2 separate regions of the Mus musculus genome follow, and region 2 is linked to region 1. The links are chromatin contacts, found by Hi-C or POLR2A ChIA-PET in ENCODE. All regions are on one chromosome and are shown on one strand. The core of a region is the stretch at or near the end of the contact, and the rest is flanking DNA. Distances in the headings are between cores, read along the strand shown.

Region 1 (5,910 bases), core at 865-3,364:
CAAAGGTTAAAGACTGTTAAGTGATGATTTATAAAACCCAGCAAGGAGTAATAAGAAAACAGCTGGGTATAGTGGTGCAGGCCTTTAAGTCCCAGTACTCCCTGAAGCAGAGGCAGGGCTGATGATCTCTTGAGTTCTAGGCCAGCCTGGTTTACAAAGTGAGTGCTAGGACAGCCAAGGCTGTTACACAAAGAAATCTTGTCTTAAAAAAAATCCCCCCTGAGAAGCTTAGAGTTTATTTCACATACAGTTACAGACTGCTGCTGCTGTTCACAATACCATCAACCTTACTTCTTGGAAGTCCAATTCTTAAGAGAAAGATGTAATGAAAGCTCCAGGAAATGACTGAGCTGAGGTGATTTTTGAGAGGGGGCAGGCATTCTAAAACCGAATGCATCAAAACAGTAACTTTCAAAGTAGAGCCTTCCAGAAGACAAGTAGAGATGTCACATTGTAACCAAAGCCACTCACCATTCAAAACTTACTCAAGTTTTTACATGGACTACTGTCTGTGTTTTGAGAATGTTCAGATAATCCAGAGAAAGGGCTGAGGTCCTCAGGTGACCAGATTTGCTGGTCTGAATTGTTAATGTGTGATAGTGTGAAGGGCACAATAAAAAAAAAAAGCCTTTTTAGTTCTTCAGTTAGTCATGTGTCTGGTTATTTTGAGTAAATTATGTCATTGGATTCTGGTTATCAAGTGTAGCCTTGGGTGCATTGGGATTCCTAACTAAGCTATTTCTGTATGTCTAAAAGGCACTTTTATTGTGCTCATCATAGGTGTATTTGTAGGATTTTGAAATGATAAAGAATAGCAATTTTGTTTTTGAGACTGTCCTGCTGTGTAACCCAAAGTGGCTCAGACTCTTAGTAGACCTTCCTCAGACTCTCAAGAAGTGGGATTACAGGCTTGGACCACTGTGCCCCAAAACAACAGTACTTTTTAGAAGTCTATTATCTTCTCTGAGCCTGCATCATATAAAGTGGATGGGAAGGTCTGGAGGTGTTAAGCATCTGGCTACTCCTAGTTTTTCCCTCGAGTTTACATCAATTTCTAGGACGTAAGATTTCCCTGTTCCTGTAGTCTCCATTCCTGACTGCATAGCATACTCTTGGCTTAGGAGTAGTTAACCAAGGGGGAACTTGACCCTGTTCAGGGCATTCCCTACCCTGGGTTAGACTGTTGCTGCCTATAAGGAACCTTGGAGAACAGTAACTTTGATACATGTGGAATTCTGGTAGATTAAGCCTTTCTCACTTTCTCATTGTAGTGTGTATGGGGTTTGTTTGTTTTGGGTTTTGTTTTTGTTTTTTAGTTTCATTCCAGGGGATAAATAGGTGCAGAAGGCTTGTTTTACATTTGTTGTTATAGTAGCCCCACCCCTTAGTTTGCCTAAGCATATTGGTCTACTTCTTTTCCTGGTACTAATGTTGTCAGTGTTAACCATTTATTGCCTAGCACGCCTGGCTCTCTAGGTGCTAATGTTTTTTTGACTGGCTGGGCAATCATGATTTACTGCCAATAAGTAGTGAAGAGTAACACAAACCGAGTGCCCAAATGCATAGCTCAAGAGCAAGAATCTCCAACCTTGAAGTATTATGAAGCCTGTGTGACCCAGAAAAGCAAGGACTGGGTCTTGGCAGAAGCTCTTGTCCCTCTCTCCCACACGCACACCCCTTTATCTATAGAGACACTTGCTCTCCCTCCATCCATTCCCCACACACACACACACACACACACAACTTTGACTTCTGCCTTCCTCTGTATCAGAAAGCCAGAGGAGGGAGGGAATGGGGGAGGGGGCGTGCCGCTCGCTTCCGTACTGGTTTATGTCCCTGGCAGTCTGGGGGAGGTGCTGGACGAGCGGCCCCAGTCCAGCTGCAGCCGACCCATGTCCGGGGCTCTGCCCTTTGCTCTGCAGCTTTTCTATGTCCCGAGGCTCTGGAGAGTGGGCGTGGGAGTAGCCCTAGCTGAGGCTCCAAGGTCCTCCGGGCTGTTTAGGGGGCCCCAGGCGATATCCACGTTCGGATCCTGGCTCGCTGCCAGGGGAGGGAGCTCGGGGTAAGGGGAGGGCCCTGAGGGAGGGGTCAGACTCCTTAGGAAAGAGTTAATGTGAAGGGGGGGAGGGGATAGGACGAAGAGACCGAAAGGAAGGCTCAGGTAGGAGAAGGACGGAGGAGGGGAGGCAGTCGGGGAGAAGGTGGCTGGCCGGAGCAGACGTCAGAGGTAGGGGGCTTTTCCCCTTTGCACCCTCACCCCAGACCAGCCAACTCTAAACCGCGGCGGCGACTTTCAGTTTCATTTCCGCGGACCCTCCTGCCTGGGCCGCAGCCGCCGCCGCCGCGATGCCTAGCAAGTTCAGCTGCCGAAAGCTCCGGGAGACCGGCCAGAGGTTCGAGAGTTTTCTGGCCGAACGTGGACTGGACCTGGAGACAGATCGTGAGCGGCTGCGGACGATTTACAACCACGACTTCAAGCCCAGGTACGGGCCGGCCCACCACGGGCCCCAAGACGCGGGGCCAGCGCCCCGGGTGGTGGGGCCACCTTCCCGCCGCGGGTGCACAGGGATGCAGCCCGGGGCCGATCAGGCCGGTCCGGTCCTGGCAGACCTACTCCGTCGTCTGCCCACGCCCAGCCAGCGCCACCCGTAGCCCGCCCGCTCTGCACAGCCCAGCCCGGCGGGGAGGGGTCGGTGCCCACGCGCGGCTCGCGGTGGTCGGGGCTCGATGGTGGGGGAGGGGAGTCCCACAGGGAAGGCGCTGCAGGCGCGGGCCAAGCGGGGATCCCCGCCCCCTTGTTAAGGGAGGACTGCCTGCAGGGTCCACGCTGCGGGAGAGCTGAAGAGGCCCAGGGTAGGCGGGAGAATCTCGGGGAGCTTTAGGGAGAAAAGAACACAAACTGCGTAGGCAATCAAACCTCCCTTAGCACCTGTGGCTTCTCCATGGAGACTCGGGGCCAGGGACAGCCTCCTAGAGGCCCCTTTTCCCTATGGCTGAAGATATTTGGTTTCCTTTTCCTGTTACCACCCAAGTAAAAAAATCAAAGAGACTTCTGTCAAACCATAGACGAACACCTCTAGCAACAGGCTGCTGCTATGGATGGAAGCCGGAGAAGCAATTTAGCTGGGATGAGTGTAAAGAGGTGCACTAGTAAGCAGGGGAATGGGATTGGGCCTTAACAGATTTTGAGAGATTTGCCTTGCAACTGACCAAAATGCTAGTATGGGTGAGATATGGCTGCTGTTACGTGATTTGGGGCGAGTTTTAGACGGAATTAATAATGATAGTGTAGCTTGAGGCTAGGGGAGAAGGTAGGAGTCCGCGTTAACCAGAATATTACTGTTATTCATGAACATGTCTTAAAAGGAACATTAAAAGGGTTGAGTGGCTTCTTGAAATAGAGGCAAAGACCTGTATTATGCTCTACCCTGTGCTGGGTACTGTGGGAACACACAGATGAAAACTATGCAGTACGCAAGGTATGATATGCATACAGCATAGTCTATAGTATGCCATACAACAGGCTGAAATGACGCCTGGGATGGTAAGGAAAATGCTGAAGGAAGGTAAAGAGCACTTAGCACAGGATGGATAGTCAACAAGTCTCCACCCATGTGTTCACCTATGTCCACAAAGTGCAGTGTGGCTCTGATCACAAGTCCAGTACTTTGGAAGTAGGGAAAAAAGAGTGCCTAACTCCAAATACAACGGATTGCTAGGGACTTAAAGCAGATGTCTGGGTGTTGTTTACTGAATGGAAACATCATACATCAAGAGCAATTCTTGCTATAAACAGACCAGAAGGTTACATATGGAAAGTGGAGGGTGTGGAACTTGATCAGATCATCTGAGCGGTAAAGTTTCTCACTAAGCTAATTTATCAGGGCTATCATTTATTCTAGTCAAGTTTATAACCATACAGGTTGGCCTCAAACTTTCAAACTTAAATGGGTCTCCGGCCTCAGGTTCCCAAGTGTACATGTGTGTACTATATGTGTGTACATGTGTGCACTATATATAAGTGCCCACCAAGGCCAGAAGAGGGCATCGGCTTCCCCGGAGCTGGAGTTCCATGCAGTCTTGAGCTGTTGACCATGCTTGGGCATCTAACTTGGTTACTCCAGAATCCAGCTCTGGGCACTGAGCCATCATCCCTCCAACCCTGGTTTACTTTTGAGATGGGATTTCACGTAATCCGGGCAACACTTGAAGTTACTACGTTGCCAAGGTTGACCTTGAACATCTGATTTTTTACTTCCACTCTCCCGTGCTAGAATTACACCCCACCCACCGCCATTGGCTTTGCTCCTAGTTTTTCAATTTATTTTGCAGTGCTAGAGCTTGAACCCAGGGCCTTGCACTTGCTAGGCCAGCAAACAGCCCGCCCCTGAGCAGCATCTGTAGCCCTAAGGTAACATTTGCCTGAATGCTCTTGTATTTTACCCAAATAAAACTGGGAGACTGGCCTTGGCCTTGAATGACAGATAAGAGTTTTAGTGCACAGGGAGGATATCTTTTCCTAAAAAATTAGCTTTGCACATGACAATTAAAAGATGCAAATTTTAAGTTTCTATTTGTGCTTCTTACTATCAAATGTCTGTATTGGTTTAAAGTCTTTGACTACAACCTAGAGTGTTGGGCATATATCCTGTCATGAGACCTAGTCAACAAAACTGAGGAATGTCTGACTGAGATGCCTTAGAGACAGTCAGTGAGTAGATTGTTCCCAGAGTCTTCCAAAAAGCAGAAGTAGTAGGTGTTACCTCTCAGCTCTCTAGACTTCCCAGCTAGGACTGAGATTTCCACTTGAATAGTGTTCTCTGCTTCCCCACCCCTTTTAATAGGGTCTTTTGTATCCTTAACTGACCTTGGTGGCCTTAAGCTCCCGCCTTCTGATCTCCAGTACTGGGTGGGGTTCTACCTATGAGAGCTTTGTATGTGCTAGAAGAACACTCTGCTATGTACTACTATTCTGTGAGAGCGTGTGTGTGTGTGTGTGTGTGTGTGTGTGTGTGTGTGTGTGTGTGTGTGTGTGTGTGTGTGTTGGACTTGGGCCATCAGGTTTAATGCCAGTTCCATTCCCCCTTCAGCCATCTCATCTGATCTACTCTGTTCTTTAAACTCAGACCGTGATTATTTGCTTCTTCCTCTAGATTTTCATGGCTTGCTCTTTCTACATTGGGTGTAGCCTATTTCCAACTAGATGACACTGTGCGTCTCAATAGAACTCCATCCCTGCACCACACATTCAAGTCCCCTGCTTTGAAAGTTCTGTATGTCTAGGCTCTCAGTCCACAACCTACAGTTTATAAGTAGTAGATGCCCAGTAAGTGCTTGCAGAATCCAATTGAATTCCAAGAAAATGGGCTATAGTGAGCACAAGTCACCCCTCTCTGGAGCTTCCTGCTAGGGAGAATAGGTCTTTATATTGAATGAACAGGAGGCAGGAGCTGGAGCCCACAGGAGGTGATGGAAGGAAATGGTTTTGCTTTGTTGGTCTCCCCACTCCCATCCCTCACCCTTTGGTAGGGTAGGGTGGTGAAACTAGGCCCTGCTAGGCTGGCCTGAAACTCATCCTTTTTGGTTTTTTGAGACACAGTTTCTCTGTATAGCCCTGCTGACTGTCCTGGAACTCACTCTGTAGACCAGGCTAGCTTCGAACTCAGAAATCCACCAGCCTCTGCCTCCCAAGTACTGGGATTAAAGGCGTGTGCCACCACTGTCCAGCCTGAAACTCATTCTGTAACCCAGATTGGCCTAAATTTTGAGACAATTCTTTTGCCTCAACCTCTTGAGTACTACTGCGATTACAGATGGAAGCCTTCTTTTCAAAATAGAAGATTGACAGCGTGATCTAGTAGATCATGCCTATAATACCACATTTAATGGTTAGGGAGCAGAATGATCAGG
Region 2 (5,223 bases), core at 909-3,408, 46 kb before region 1:
AACAACTGATATATCTGTACTGTACTTTCAGTAGCCCAAGTACTGGGATCACAAGCATGTGTCAGCATTCCTGGTTTAAAGCCAGGCTAGCTAGTATATGCCTCTAAATCCACCACTTAAGAAGTGGCTCAAGGGATCAGGATGTCTTGGCAACATCCTGGCCTCAAAGCAACAAGAAGAAGTAGAAAAATAAATGACAAACTCGATGAATAGCACTTTAATGAGCACACAAATTACCATTAAACACTTCACCAACCTATTACAGACAAATTAGACAGTATGTGGTACCAATACTCTAAAATACAAAAAGCATTTTAGAACATTATCCTATGGTCTTTCATGTCATCTCATGAGACAGAAAAGGGAGACCACTGCCTTCTCAAAGGACAGAAAAATTAACAGTGTCACCATCTAACAGAAATATTTCACCAGGCAGTGGTGGCACACAGCCTTTAATCCCAGCACTTGGGAGGCAGACGCAGGCGGATTTCTGAGTTCGAGGCCAGCCTGGTCTACAGAGTTCCAGGACAGCCAGGGCTACACAGAGAAACCCTGTCTCGAAAAACCAAAAAGAAGGAAATATTTCCATCTTCTTCTGAGGCTGCAGCAAAAAATACTGCAATAACGCCACAAAAGATCCAGGAGTCCATCTTTTCATCCTACCTACGGCCAGGGAATAGTATTTGCAGAATCCGCACAGGTCAACACTGCTTACAAGTTTTTATCTTTGGCCCAGGCTACATGACAAACATTGTACAACTGCCGAAGGAAAATATTAAACAAACCCACCGTTGTCTGCACTTCTCTCTCCTCTCCCTTTCCTAGACTATCTTATTACTCACAATAAAAATATTACGAAAAACGTCTCTTAACCGAACTGTCTTACAATAAAAGTATGGTCCACTAAAATCATAGCATTTTCTATCGTGTATGACAGATGTGCTTATCTTGCTTTTCTGGGTGTGAGTTCTTTTAAGTTAGGCAGCTGGGAAACTCTGAGGTACGACTTTTCAAGGGGCCCTGCAAACGATAGGAATGTCTATAAACTGTGTGTACACATCTGGGAATGCTCTCTTCTGTCCTACTACCTGGAGCTTGCAGCGTGTCAGGTAGCTTTTCCTGTGGTAGCGTAGACAGAATAGAGAGGGCGAACCTTCAGCGATCTAGGGAGGGGCCGGGAAACTGCAGCACGGTTCTAACAATCAGCTGCCGGGTGGAGGTGGCCCAAGCGACAAAAATAAACCCACTGGAGCATGCAACACCAATTTCCTTCTGCAAAGCCCTCCATGTCTCCCCGAGAATCTCTGATCTTTGGCACTTGTCCCCGACTGTCCGGGAGGTTTGGGCCTCTCACCCGCTGTCACGTTGTCACACAGCCTCAGCGGGACCCTCAGAGCGTAAAGCAGCCCCAGCCCCGCCAGGAACCACAGCGTGGACCCAGAGTTCGCCAACCCGGCCTTCAGCCGCTCTTTCCAGCCCAGCGGCGGGCCCAGGCCCAAGCCAGGAACAGGTGCATGGGGACACCCCACGGCCCGCGCGGCTTCCGCGAAGTAGTCTCCGTCCGCCATCTTGCGGCTCCGGCAGGCGCCGGGACCTGGGAGGGGAGAAGGGCCGGAAACCCGGAGTCGGGAATCCTGGGATAGTGGCGGACTTGAAGCTGGCCTCTGTCTAGGCTGAGTCCTGGGGAACTGGCTGGAGATCTGGAAGGTGGCGGAGCGCGGTGGCCGACTGAGGGGCTACCTAGTCCTCTAGGAGGGCGGGGAAGCATCTGATGGTGGCGCTTATTCTTCTGGAAACGGACTCAGTGTGGCGCCGGAGGGAAGTGGTTTTTCTTCCATACGTGGTTGAGGGTAACCTGTCGCCCTGTGCCGGGGTCGGAAAAGTACTGATGTCTCAAAGAGCCGAGCAGCTCTTAGTGCCCTGGACTCGGCGGCCCAGGAGACCAACCGGATCAGAAAAACTTAGAGGTGTAGCAACTGCTCCATGACCAGAGGGAGCCCAGACGCCACGCAAGAGTCGAGGCCCGCCACCAAGCACTCCAGGACGAATGGGAAAGTGACCGGAACTCAGGGAGAAAGATGTTAAGGCTGCAAAGCCCCGAGGGGCAAGCCGACTTCCTAGAGCGCCGACTCCAGGCTGTCACACCCGCGCGGAACTGACATGGCGCCCTCTTGGCCTGAGCTTCCGGGCGGCTCCTTCCGACGGCCCCTCGGTGATTCCGCCACTCAGCTTCCTTCCCGGCCTGCCTCGCGCCGGCCCGCCGGGCTGGGCCAGAGCAGCCAAGATGGCCGACTTTGAGGATCGGGTGTCGGATGAAGAGAAGGTAAGGGGTCCGCCTCTCTCTTTTACTTCCTTCCTCGACGGGGCCCAGGGGTCCGAGCCGGCAGCAGTGAGAAACCTGGCGGTGCCCCCAGGAAGAAGAAGGTTGTTTCCCGGTGCTGGCATAGTCCCTCTGGCCCCGGGACGCTTCCTTCCTTAAAGGAGCTTTCGTCTGCCTCACGGTGGCCCCAGTCCCCCAGTCCTCAACTCTTTTCATCCTGGACAGAGCACAACCTTCTTTCAAGAGGAGACACTTTGCCTGATTGACTTTTAACTCTAGACTCTTTTCTGTAATTATAAGAGAGGAGGTGAAGGTGATGTCGGGACGTGTCAGGCAGCAGTTATTTTACCGCTTTTGGCAGTTGGGGCTCACCCCATCCCCCCATTTATAGGTATGATTGGGGTTAGTTTAGAACGAGTCACTTCCTGATCAGAGTGGCCTCCTTAACTTCCCTTTTGCTCCTCCTTCCTCAGGAAGTGATTTTGCTGTCAGGACTCCTTGTCAGGGAGGGAGAGGTCCTCTGGTGGTGTCTGTCCACCGAAATACACACCCTCTCTCATCTTTTCTCTACTACTGACGATTAAACTAATTGGATAAAAATAAATCAGTAAACCTCAAGGGATTTGCTTAAGAATTTGACCAGCACCTTTATTCCTGCCTATGCTCTCTTGTGTGAACGTTTAGCCCCAAGGTGACTCCGTCCCTTCTGTCTTAATCTTAACTATAATTTTTTTCAAAGTCTTTTGTTTTGTTTTGTTTTTTTAACTTCCTGTTAAGCAGTGAGAAATAGCCAGACGACTTTTTTTTCAACTCCAGAAAGGTTAAATGGGTCGTAAATAAACCTCACATTTAACACATTCGGTTTGGATGAAACACCCAACCTTTTTTGATGACCTACTATGGTGCTTTATAGCTGGGTATGTCAAGAGTGTCGTTTGTGTACATAGATCTTTAAAAGTGTTTTAAATACCAGGGTGTATTCCAAATTTGATAGTATAACTTTTTCTGACAACGTACATTTGCTAAACTGTCCAAAAAGGAAAGTACTTAGTTCTTCCATAAACACAGACTCTTAGGGCTGCTACAAGTTAGAATGGTCTCATTAGCTAACTTAGGGACAAGAATATGTCTTTTGTTTCCTGCAGTGACTGTTACAAAGTATGTGCTCTCCAATGTTCTATAAAATCTGCCTGGGTTCTTCGAAAAAGAAATTGGAGATTGTTGACAGGGGAACAGACTATTTTTAATCACTTCTTCAAAAAGAATAATTTAACATACACCTGTGTATGAATGAGCCACTGTCTTTAAATGCTGAAAAGGGTGCTTACCACCTTTATAAACCACTTACCAGGATCCAGGGTGGCAGTTTGTTAGTAGAGTCTTAGCATGTGCAACATCCTGTGTTTGAACTTAAGCATTAGTAGGACAAAAACTAAAAAGCCACCAAATAACACTTTAGTGTTGATTCTCTTTTTTCTTTCTTTTTTTGTTTTTGTTTGTTTGTTTGTTTGTTTTCGAGACAGGGTTTCTCTGTATAGTCCTGACTGTCCTGGAACTCACTCTGTAGACCAGGCTGGCCTCGAACTCAGAAATCCGCCTGCCTCTGCCTCCCAAGTCCTGGGATTAAAGGCATGCGTCACCACGCCCGGCTAGAGTGAATGTTTTTATTCCTTTTCTTAAGACTGGGTCGGGTTTGGCTCATATAAACATCTCATTATACAGCCAAGAGTGACCCCAACCCCTAATCTGCTTGTCTCTGTCTCTCAAATACTGCAGTTATCGGTGCATACCATCACACTTAACTTTATTGCTTAGTTTTAGTAATAGTAGAACAAGCCAGTCATAACTAGTAAATCTACCCCGGAACTTGTAATAAATTCTATTCCTACTTTAGTAAAGAGCTTTTAGTTTTTGTTTTGTATTTTTGGGACAAATTCTTGCTATGTAGTTCTAGCTGGTCTGGAACCTGCTCTGTAGACTGGACTGATCTCCAATTTGTCCTCCTGCCTCCGTCTCCCACGATTCTGGGTTTAATAGAGGTTTTTTTCTTTGTTGTTTTTAATTGACTACATTATCTTTATTGGTGTAGATAATGTGGTATAATGATACAGTAAAAATCCTTATGATTTGAGCCAGGCATGGTGGTGTATGCCTTTAATCTAAACACTCAGGAGGCAGAAGCAGGTAGATCTCTTGAGTTCAAGGCTAGCCTTGTCAACATAGTGAGTTCCAGGACTACATAGAGAGACCCTAGTAACTTGAGATTCCTGTAGTTTTATTAGATTCCTTTCCTCAGAGCTGACAGGCACATTCATATCTCTTTAAATCTATGAGTAGAAAGAAAGGGTTGCTGGGCGGTGGTGGTGCTGGTACAACATCTTTAATTCCAGCACTTGGGAGGCAAAAGCAGGTGGATTTCTGTGAGTCTGAGGCCAGCCTGGTCTACAAATTGAGTTCCAGGACAGCCAGGGCTATACAGAGAAACCTTGTCTCAAAAAGAAGGAAAAGAAAGGACTTTGTAAGACTTCTTGATTTTTGAGCTTCTTTCCTACTTTGCCTGCTTTCCCTTCTAATCTTTAGATTGATTTTAACAGATTAAAAAGCTAGGGGAAAAGGCTGGTCCTGGTGATACCTGTCTATAATAATTTCAGCTCTTGGGAGATAAAGGCAAAGAGGATTAGGAATTCATGCCCATCCTTGGCTACATGAATGAAATACTTTCTCAAAAAAAAAAAGTTTTGGGGTGTGTGTGTGTGCGTTTTGAGAAGAGATTTTACTGATTTGAATGTCTTGGGATTCATAAGCAAGTAACCCCTGATGAGGTTTACTTATTTTGATTTATTGAGACAGTCCAAATCCTGTAGCTCAAGCTGATCTGGAACTCACTATGGAGCCCAGACATA

What was found. A loop is a pair of places that touch in the nucleus more often than their neighbours do. ChIA-PET counts read pairs that join two places held with the same protein, here RNA polymerase II (POLR2A).
Region 2: a loop to region 1 is called in a map of heart, with 5 times the contacts of the local background. The contact joins the promoter of Capza1 here to the promoter of Mov10 in region 1. A Hi-C loop is called at or near these places in 6 of 37 maps with a recorded cell type or tissue (heart and left cerebral cortex). POLR2A ChIA-PET finds 5 or more read pairs at or near these places in 4 of 5 experiments (Patski and embryonic stem cell).

Annotation. Positions count from the first base shown.
Region 1 is chr3:104,814,509-104,820,418 of GRCm38, reverse strand. Mov10 (Mov10 RISC complex RNA helicase) reads left to right here and starts at 2,114. Exons shown (of 20, transcript NM_008619.2): 1 at 2,114-2,483. The coding sequence starts at 2,347.
Region 2 is chr3:104,861,440-104,866,662 of GRCm38, reverse strand. It overlaps Capza1 (capping protein (actin filament) muscle Z-line, alpha 1), which reads left to right and starts at 2,158. Exons shown (of 10, transcript NM_009797.3): 1 at 2,158-2,323. The coding sequence starts at 2,285. It overlaps St7l (suppression of tumorigenicity 7-like), which reads right to left and starts at 2,157. Exons shown (of 14, transcript NM_153091.3): 1 at 1,355-2,157. The coding sequence starts at 1,568.